3 separate regions of the Homo sapiens genome follow, and all the other regions are linked to region 2. A link is a contact called in ENCODE Hi-C or POLR2A ChIA-PET data. All regions are on one chromosome and are shown on one strand. Each heading gives the region's core, a stretch centred on a gene start or an enhancer-like site at or near the end of the contact. The rest is flanking DNA. Distances are from core to core; before and after follow the strand shown.

Region 1 (2,700 bases), core at 123-2,622, 740 kb after region 2:
GGCCATGAAGGATAGAACCAGGGCTAGAGCCCAGATCTCAACCTGGGGCGTGGGGTCATGGCCACTTCCCCTGACGTCCGCATGCCTTCCTTTCCCCTCTGTAAACCTCACAGAACCCCCCTCTGTCTTTGTGAAATAAAATGAACACAAACTTCTGTCTGGGGCGGCCTGGGTTAATAATGAACACGGGGCAGCCTCGAAAGAAAAGAAATCTCACAGATAAAGACTAAAAGAGAAGTGTAAGATACCAGGAATTTTTGTGGCAAATGGAGAGTGCTTCTGGGCTGATTTTTAATTGAAAGTAAAATTCCCCTTTGGGAGGCTGAGGCAGGCGGATCACAAGATCAGGGATCGAGACCATCCTAGCTAACATGGTGAAACCCCGTCTCTACTAAAAATACAAAAAATTAGCTGGGTGTGGCGGCAGGTGCCAGTAATCCCAGCTACTTGGGAGGCTGAGGCAGGAGAATCGCTTGAATCCGGGAGGCAGAGGTTGCAGTGAGCTGCAATCGTGCCACTGCACACCAGCCTGGGCAACAAGAGTGAAACTCTGTCTCAAAAAAAAAAAAAAAAAAGGGAAAGTAAAATTCTAAGAAACTTTACCAGTAACTGTCAGAAAGCCTCCCTATTCATTTGCTCATTCCTTCATTCACTCACGCATTCACTCATCAAACATTTATTCAGCGTTTCTATATATTTGTGCAGGTGCTGCTTCCTTGCTCCTCCCACAGGAGACCTTTGTGGTCGATTTCCTGTCCTTTGGGGCTGCTGACCACACCAGTGTGGGGGAAGAGCCCCCAGGGGATGAGCTTGCACGTAGACAGGAAATGGAAATAGAAGCAGCTCATTCTTAAAATGCATCAACATCAAATGTGTCTTCGTTTCAGGAATGAGAAGAATTTTTTAGGAAATAAAGCTTGCCCTTTCAAGCACCAAACCATGCCTCTGAATGTTTTCTCAATTAATCTTTTTTTTTTTTTTTTTTTTTTTTTGAGACAGTTTTGCTCTTGTCGCCCAGGCTGGAGTGCAGTGACGCGATCTCGGCTCACTGCAACCTCCGCCTCCTGGGTTCAAACGATTCTCTTGCCTTAGCCTCCCTGAGGCTAGGAATTACAGGCACCCGCCGCCACCCCTGGCTAATTTTTGTATTTTTAGTAGAGACAGGGTTTCGCCATGTTAGCCAGGCTGGTCTCGAACTCCTGACCTCAGGTGATCCACCCACCTCGGCCTCCCAGAGTGCTGGGATTAGAGGCGTGAGCCAGGCGCCTGGCTGTTTTCTCAATGAGTCTCAATGGAAGCTCATTGTATGCACCGTGCCATAAAACGGTGGCGATGGCAGGAGCTATCAGTAGGCGAGGGTAGCCCTATCCTACATTGAGTGGCTGTTACTGTTTGACTTCTCATGTATGATTCCTCATTTCAGCAGCACCAGCTGTGTTCTGCACTTAGTGGGTGAGTGGAGGCTGCAGTCCAGCCCACCGCTCTGCTGGCCTTTTTGTAATTTACTCAGGCAGGGAGGGTGAGGTTTTGCAATTCATCCATCCAAAGAGGAACTTGCTGTAATTTGTCTACTCAGAGGGGTGCCTCTTTCTGATTTGAACAAAGTGCCTTCTGTGTTGGCTGCAGCCCTGCCTGGGCTGTGTCTGCTCCTCCACCCAACTGCCAGTTTGCTGAAGGCTGGGAAGCCGGAATAAGCACATGCAATTGTCTTGTATGTAAAATGAAGAAACAAAGCCTGAGAACTGATCAATGAAAAGAGCATCAAACTTCCATCCATGGACTTGCAACTTCTATTTGCTCAGAGGGCCCTCTGGCTGTCTTCTGAGTTCCTGGCAGTGTTTTGGGTGGCTGAGGTTGGTGAGTAAATCAAAGAGCCTCTTCAGAACATAATCCATGGGGCAGAAATTGCACAAGACCTGAGAGGTTAGAGATGAATGAATGAGACATAGTCCTTGCCCCCTGGGGTGCGTGGTCTACCAGTCTGTCACCTCATAATGACCGCAGGGTGGCTGTACTTGCCCAAGACCCCTGGAACAGACGTCACACACCTATGGCCCACCATTAGCACACTGAAACTGTCTCACCGCCCCATGCACGCAGCATGCTTGTGATGGTTTATGTGTCAACTTGACCAGGCCAAGGGAGGCCCAGATGGCTGGTGAAGCATTATTTCTGGAGGTGTCCATGAGGCTATTTCCAGGAAAGATGAGCATCTGAATGCAGGGAGTGAGTCAAGATCTGCCCTCAGCCATGTGGGTGGGCATCACGTGATCTGCTGAGGGCCTGAATAGGAGAAGAGGGAGGAGGAAGGGCAGATGTGCTCTCTGTGCTTCAGCTGGGACATCCATCCTGCCCTTGGACAAAATCAGCGCTCTTGGTTCTCCAGCCTTCGGACTTGGACTGAGACTGACGCCGTCATCTTCCCTGGTTCTCAGGCCTTTGGACTCAGACTGGAATTACACCACTGACTTTCCTGGGCCTCTAGTTTACAGACCACGGATTACAGACTTCTCAGCCTCCACAATCACAGGAGCCAATCCCTGCTAATACATCCTTTTGTTCTCTACCCACTCCCCACCCACCTCCCAGTCTCTCTCTCTATCCTATTTGTTGTGTTCCTCTGGAGTGGCCTGACTAATACAATGCTTAAGAAGACTAACCATTTCGCAGACTCATGTAAGAGACTCTCAGAGACTTTGC
Region 2 (2,700 bases), core at 79-2,578:
GGCCGAGGCGGGTGGATCACCTGAGGTCAGGAGTTTGAGACCAGCCTGCCCGATGAAACCGCTTCTCTACTAAAAATACAAAAAATTAGTCGGGCGTCGTGGCAGGCGCCTGTAATCCCAGCTACTTGGGAGGCTGAGGCAGGAGAATCGCTTAAACCCGGGAGGTGGAGGTTGCAGTGACCTGAGATCACACCACTGCCCTCCAGCCTGGGCAACAAGAGCAAAACTCCATCTCAAAAAGAAAAGAAAAAGGTGCCCGAGCACAGTGGGCACTGCATTTCACTAGCTTCCTAGGCCGGCTGGGAACTCTTGTGGAGGCCACCTGGGGCTGGCAGAGGCAGGCAGATCCCCTCGATAAGAGGAAACCCAGGCTCAGAGAGGGGAAGCGACTTGCCCAAAGCCCACGGTCAATTATGGGAGGAGTTTAGGAGCCAGGGGAAGTCCCTCTACTCCCTGTCCAACGCTCCTTCCTCTCCACAGTCCTGCCTGGATGGAGTTCATCATCTCCAGGAAAGACAGGGACCTCAATAGGGAAGGTGAGGAGGTCAGGGCCGGTATCCTGAGTTCAGCAGGATCTCAAGAGTCCAGGAGGAATACTCCTCCCGCCTGCGGCCCCTGCCCCTCTGAGGTCGCGCTTCCCTGTCTCCTTTGTACTCACCGATCCAGGGGCGAAGTCCCTGCCCATTCGATCTAGCCGCTGCTTGGGGCTTTCACCACACGTGCCCACCAGTGTGACAGAGATGTTGTCCAGTGTGCCGGCCCTCAGGTAGGGACCAGTGGTCACACACAGGCGGTACACTGCCATGATGGGAAGGAGGAAGGGATGCCCCGGCAACGCTGGCCGCAGCAGCAGCCGGCCTGGAGGAGAAGAGCGGCACGCCGGACAGGGCTGGGTTTCTGGGCGGAGGGCTAGGGGCTGCGGGGCTGGGTAGGGCTGAGGATGGGCCCAGCTCTCTCTGGGATGTTCCTGGGCTTTCTCTCTCCGAAGCTCCCTGCTGGCGGCTCGGGCTTCCTCTCTCCGCCCACAGTCTTGCACTCTAATACTTGTTTGCTTGCCTCTGACACAGCCGGTCCCTCTGGCTGGCTCACCCAGATGGATATCAGGAGCCTGGGTTCCACTGCGGAGGGAGGGATCAGATGCTGAGATGGAGAAAAGGAGGTAACGCCTGTATAATTGGGACACTGCCCTCCGCCTGGTCAGCGGCCCGGACTGATGCCCTGGAGTGCTTGTCCGCCCACTCCCCAATGTCCCCCAAGATCTGTTCCTCCCCATTCCCAGGCAGAGATGAGCACAGGGCACCTGCATTCCTACGTGTGAATCATCCGTGTGAATCACTAAACAGTGGAGAGTTGCACTTGGTCATAAATCACACGTGACTGCAGCCACACGCAGGTGAGTCGCACACGCATTCCAGCACATGTCAAATGGTCAGGAACAGCTCCCTGTCACCCCATACACCGATCCCCCCACGCATGGCCCTCTTTGTCCCCAGCCTTTGGCACGCCCGACCTCATTCTCTGCTCTGGAGTAGGGCAGGTCAGGAAAGCGAAATACAGCGCCGGCAAACAGGGTCTGAATGCCCCGCGTGGCATTCTTTCCGCTCCAGGACCGCCCTGGGCCTGCAGGATCCTGGGCGGGAGCCCAGGTGTCCGGGATCTGGGCCACTAGGGACTGGGGAGGAACCTCTCAGAGAAGCCCATAGCCCGCAGCGGCCCCGCGCGGCCGGTTCCGGCGCCGCACTGTTCCAGCCTCTACTATGGTACAGTCCCTGCGTCGCAGCCTCGGCGGGGGCTCTAAGAACGGGAGGCAGAAAAAGCTCAATCAGCAGCAGGCGAGCTTCACCCGCTGCTTCCAAATCTGTGCCAAAATATTCTATGCTGCACAGATAAAATCCTCTGTCGGTTCTACAAGCCTGGCTTTTCCTATAGAGAACCCTCTTATAAGCAAAAAGTAAAGCTCTCGTGAAGAGCCCGGATAGCTCAGTCGGTAGAGCATCAGACTTTTAATCTGAGGGTCCAGGGTTCAAGTCCCTGTTCGGGCGGCATGTCTTTGCTTTTGGGTACCGCACTTCGCATAAAATGGTAACAAAAATAGTTACTAGTTTTTAAAGCTAGGTGATACAGAAACTTGATTTCCACAAAATACAGCAAACGACGGTGGAGGGTAATAAACATACTTTAAAACAGTACAAACGCGAGCCGTATTATCGAATTTACATTTTCTGGTAGCCACATTACAAAGAATAAAAAGCAAGCGAAATTAATTTCACGGATCTATTTTACTTACCCTAATATACCAAAATCTTATTTTAACATATAATCAACATTCTAAAAATATTAATGAAATTTTAAGTCTTTTTGTTTGTACAAAGCCTTCCTTCAAAAGAAGATGTGTATTTAGAAGCTGGCAATACATCTGAATTCATATATTTCAAGTGCTCGATAACGGTGTCTACCATATCCAACAGCAGACTTTGTTTTGTTTTCGTTTTAAGTGACGGGTGTGGAAGACACGCAAAATAGAATGTCCAGTAATGTACACAATCTTGAAAGACACCACGAGGGAGGTTCCATGGTGTAATGGTTAGCACTCTGGACTCTGAATCCAGCGATCCGAGTTCAAATCTCGGTGGAACCTTGAAGCTTTTCTTTTAATATCAGCATGTTGAATATTGTTAATTGATTTTCACAGAGGGGATA
Region 3 (2,700 bases), core at 1-2,500, 840 kb before region 2:
AGGAGGAATCGAGCCTGACTTCTACCATAGGGGTGACTGGGCGGGTAATTCATTGAAATAAGGAAGTTAGGAGGAGGAGCAGGTTTGGACATGCTGATCACTAGAGCTGCCACATCCGGGCGGTAACGAACACCTGGATCTGCAGCTCCAGAGAAGGGCCTGGGTCAGATGTCACTGAAGCCCTATGGTGGCGGAAAGGCGAGAAATAGTGGGTTGAGATTCCAAGTGCAATCCACTGCGGCTCCTCGCTCGCCCTCCAGGTGGCAGCACAACCCTGCGCTTCCGAAGCCCGTTTTCTGAGCCAGACACTCTCCACGCTCTGGGTATTTCGGCTTCTCTCTCCCCACACGCCGACCCTAGGTCGCGCACTTTCTGCCTGGCAGAATTTGGCCGAGGATCCAAACCCGGAGCAGCCTCCAGAGAGCGTGTCGTTCACGCGGCCAGCATATGCTCAGAGACCTCAGAGGCTCAGAGACCTCAGGGCTGGTGGTGTGGTCGGTTGTGACCACTTGTCCCTCGGACCGGCTCCAGGAACCAACCTGGGGAATGTGTGTAGGGGAAGGGCGGGATAGACAGTGCCCGGAGCAGGGAGGCGCTGAAAGACAGGACCAAGCAGCCCGGCCACCAGACCCGTTGTGGGAACGGAATTTCCTGGCCCCCAGGGCCACACTCGCGTGGGAAGCATGTCGCGGACTCTTTAAGGCGTCATCTCCCTGTCTCTCCGCCCCCGCCTGGGACAGGCCGGGACGCCCGGGACCTGACATTTGGAGGCTCCCAACGTGGGAGCTAAAAATAGCAGCCCCGGGTTACTTTGGGGCATTGCTCCTCTCCCAACCCGCGCGCCGGCTCGCGAGCCGTCTCAGGCCGCTGGAGTTTCCCCGGGGCAAGTACACCTGGCCCGTCCTCTCCTCTCAGACCCCACTGTCCAGACCCGCAGAGTTTAAGATGCTTCTGCAGCCCGGGATCCTAGCTGGTGGGCGGAGTCCTAACACGTGGGTGGGCGGGGCCTTTTGTTCCAGGGACTCTTTTCTCAAAACTTCCCAGTCGGAGGCTGGCGGGAACCCGAGAGGCGTGTCTCGCCAGCCACGCGGAGGGGCGTGGCCTCATTGGCCCGCCCCACCAACTCCAGCCAAACTCTAAACCCCAGGCGGAGGGGGCGTGGCCTTCTGGGGTGTGCGGGCTCCTGGCCAATGGGTGCTGTGAAGGGCGTGGCCCGCGGGGGCAGGAGCGAGGTGGCGGGGGCTTCTCGCGTCTTTTCCCCCAGCCCCGCTCCACCAGATCCGCGGGAGCCCCACTGCTCTCCGGGTCCTTGGCTTGTGGCTGTGGGTCCCATCGGGCCCGCCCTCGCACGTCACTCCGGGACCCCCGCGGCCTCCGCAGGTTCTGCGCTCCAGGCCGGAGTCAGAGACTCCAGGATCGGTTCTTTCATCTTCGCCGCCCCTGCGCGTCCAGCTCTTCTAAGACGAGATGCCGTCGGGCTTCCAACAGATAGGCTCCGAAGTAGGATTCATCATGAGGGGGCGGGGCGGGGGGGCACGGGTCCCGCTTTTCTTGGGCTGGGGTCGCGGTTGGGGTCAGCTGGGGGTGGTTCCTGCGCAGGCGCAGGGGGTGAAGGTAGGGGGCTGGCTATTTATACCCGGCCTGGACAACCCGTGACTGTGAGATTCCAATCCTACCAAAAGGCAGAGTGGGTCTGGAGGGCCTTTCGGGGCACAGGCAGCAAGTGGATTCTGCGAGCCAGGGTTCACCCCCTTGCCTAGTAGGCGGCGCGGCGCTCCGGAATCGGGGACACCCTGCCCTCGATCCGACTCGGGAAAGCAGATCCAGGCGGGTCTTGCCCTCCGGGAGCTGTCCGTCCGTCTTCGCTCACGGGCAGTGTTTCGAGGACCGGAGGCTCTCCGTGGGCCCCCACCCCCACTCCTGGCCGCCCTCCAGGACGCTGAACTTTCCCTTGGCCCCATGGTTGGTGGAGGGGCAGAGGGGACTGTCAGCCCCCCCTCCTCCAGCTCAGGTTTCCGCTTGGAGACAGTCTGTGCCGCCAGCGAGCGGCCACCACTGCCACCGCCCCTCACACTACCTTCCTGCCCTCCTCCCCTGGGCATGGCTCTCCCAGGCAGAACCCCTGGACGGCCCTCCCTGCACGGAGGTTAGAGGGGGAGGGCAGGCCACGACGTAGATAGAGAAGGCCACCCCTAGATGACCGGGATGTCCTTTCTGGAACAGCACTTCTTGGTCCTGTTGGGGGCCTCCTGGAGCTGGCTGACAGAACCCCCAGAGGGGAGGGAAGAGGACAGTGGCTGATGATAATAATGCACGTGTTAATTTATGAAACCAGCACTGTCAAGGATATTGTTAACATGTGATGTTGATTTTCACAACACTCTCACAGATAGGTAGGCAAGGCAGGCAACATCACCCCCATCTCACAGAGGACACTCAGGTTCGGGGCAGGGAAGTGACTTGGCCAAGGTCACACAAATCTGAGCTCTTAAGGCCAAGCCTGTCTCAAGGTCACAGAAGAATTTTGAGACAAGTTCTCAAACATTTCTCTGCCTTATGGACCCAAACATCCAGTTTCTCCTTTATGCCCAGGTTGCAGTTCAGCTCCTGTTTACATTGAGATCTTTGTGCAATTCCTAATATGGCCCAGTTTCCCTCACCCAACATGTTGGGTGGAGCCCAGTATCTTCAGGCTCCAGC

Evidence for each region. A loop is a pair of places that touch in the nucleus more often than their neighbours do. ChIA-PET counts read pairs that join two places held with the same protein, here RNA polymerase II (POLR2A). Pooled maps may share reads with other maps.
Region 1: a loop to region 2 is called in a pooled map, with 6 times the contacts of the local background. The contact joins the enhancer-like site here to the promoter of ALOXE3 in region 2. A Hi-C loop is called at or near these places in 2 of 37 single-sample maps with no recorded cell type and 4 of 50 pooled maps. POLR2A ChIA-PET finds 5 or more read pairs at or near these places in 1 of 52 experiments (A673).
Region 3: a pooled map shows a loop between it and region 2 (4-fold over the local background). The contact joins the promoter of SLC2A4 here to the promoter of ALOXE3 in region 2. A Hi-C loop is called at or near these places in 1 of 168 maps with a recorded cell type or tissue (posterior vena cava) and 2 of 50 pooled maps. POLR2A ChIA-PET finds 5 or more read pairs at or near these places in 2 of 52 experiments (MCF 10A and activated T-cell).

What each region holds. Positions count from the first base shown.
Region 1 is chr17:8,857,344-8,860,043 of GRCh38, forward strand. All of the region lies in intron 1 of PIK3R6 (phosphoinositide-3-kinase regulatory subunit 6), which reads right to left. Among named protein-coding and RNA genes, the nearest start is that of PIK3R6, 9.0 kb to the right of the region's middle. RefSeq lists an enhancer at 2,097-2,356. Within about 2 kb of position 1,373, at least 8 of the 41 ENCODE cell types and tissues checked have a DNase peak (open chromatin) inside an H3K27ac peak, as active enhancers do; they include A673, where a contact is called at or near this core.
Region 2 is chr17:8,117,186-8,119,885 of GRCh38, forward strand. It overlaps ALOXE3 (arachidonate epidermal lipoxygenase 3), which reads right to left and starts at 1,329. Exons shown (of 16, transcript NM_021628.3): 1 at 1,301-1,329; 2 at 659-1,118. The coding sequence starts at 805. It overlaps TRK-TTT3-5 (tRNA-Lys (anticodon TTT) 3-5), which reads left to right and starts at 1,970; the gene lies at 1,970-2,042. TRQ-CTG1-5 (tRNA-Gln (anticodon CTG) 1-5) reads left to right here and starts at 2,567; the gene lies at 2,567-2,638. RefSeq lists enhancers at 495-1,694, 1,416-1,495, 1,576-1,645, 1,796-1,895 and silencers at 2,416-2,465, 2,596-2,685.
Region 3 is chr17:7,280,468-7,283,167 of GRCh38, forward strand. It overlaps SLC2A4 (solute carrier family 2 member 4), which reads left to right and starts at 1,251. Exons shown (of 11, transcript NM_001042.3): 1 at 1,251-1,500. The coding sequence starts at 1,468. RefSeq lists a silencer at 1,215-1,364 and an enhancer at 1,497-2,484.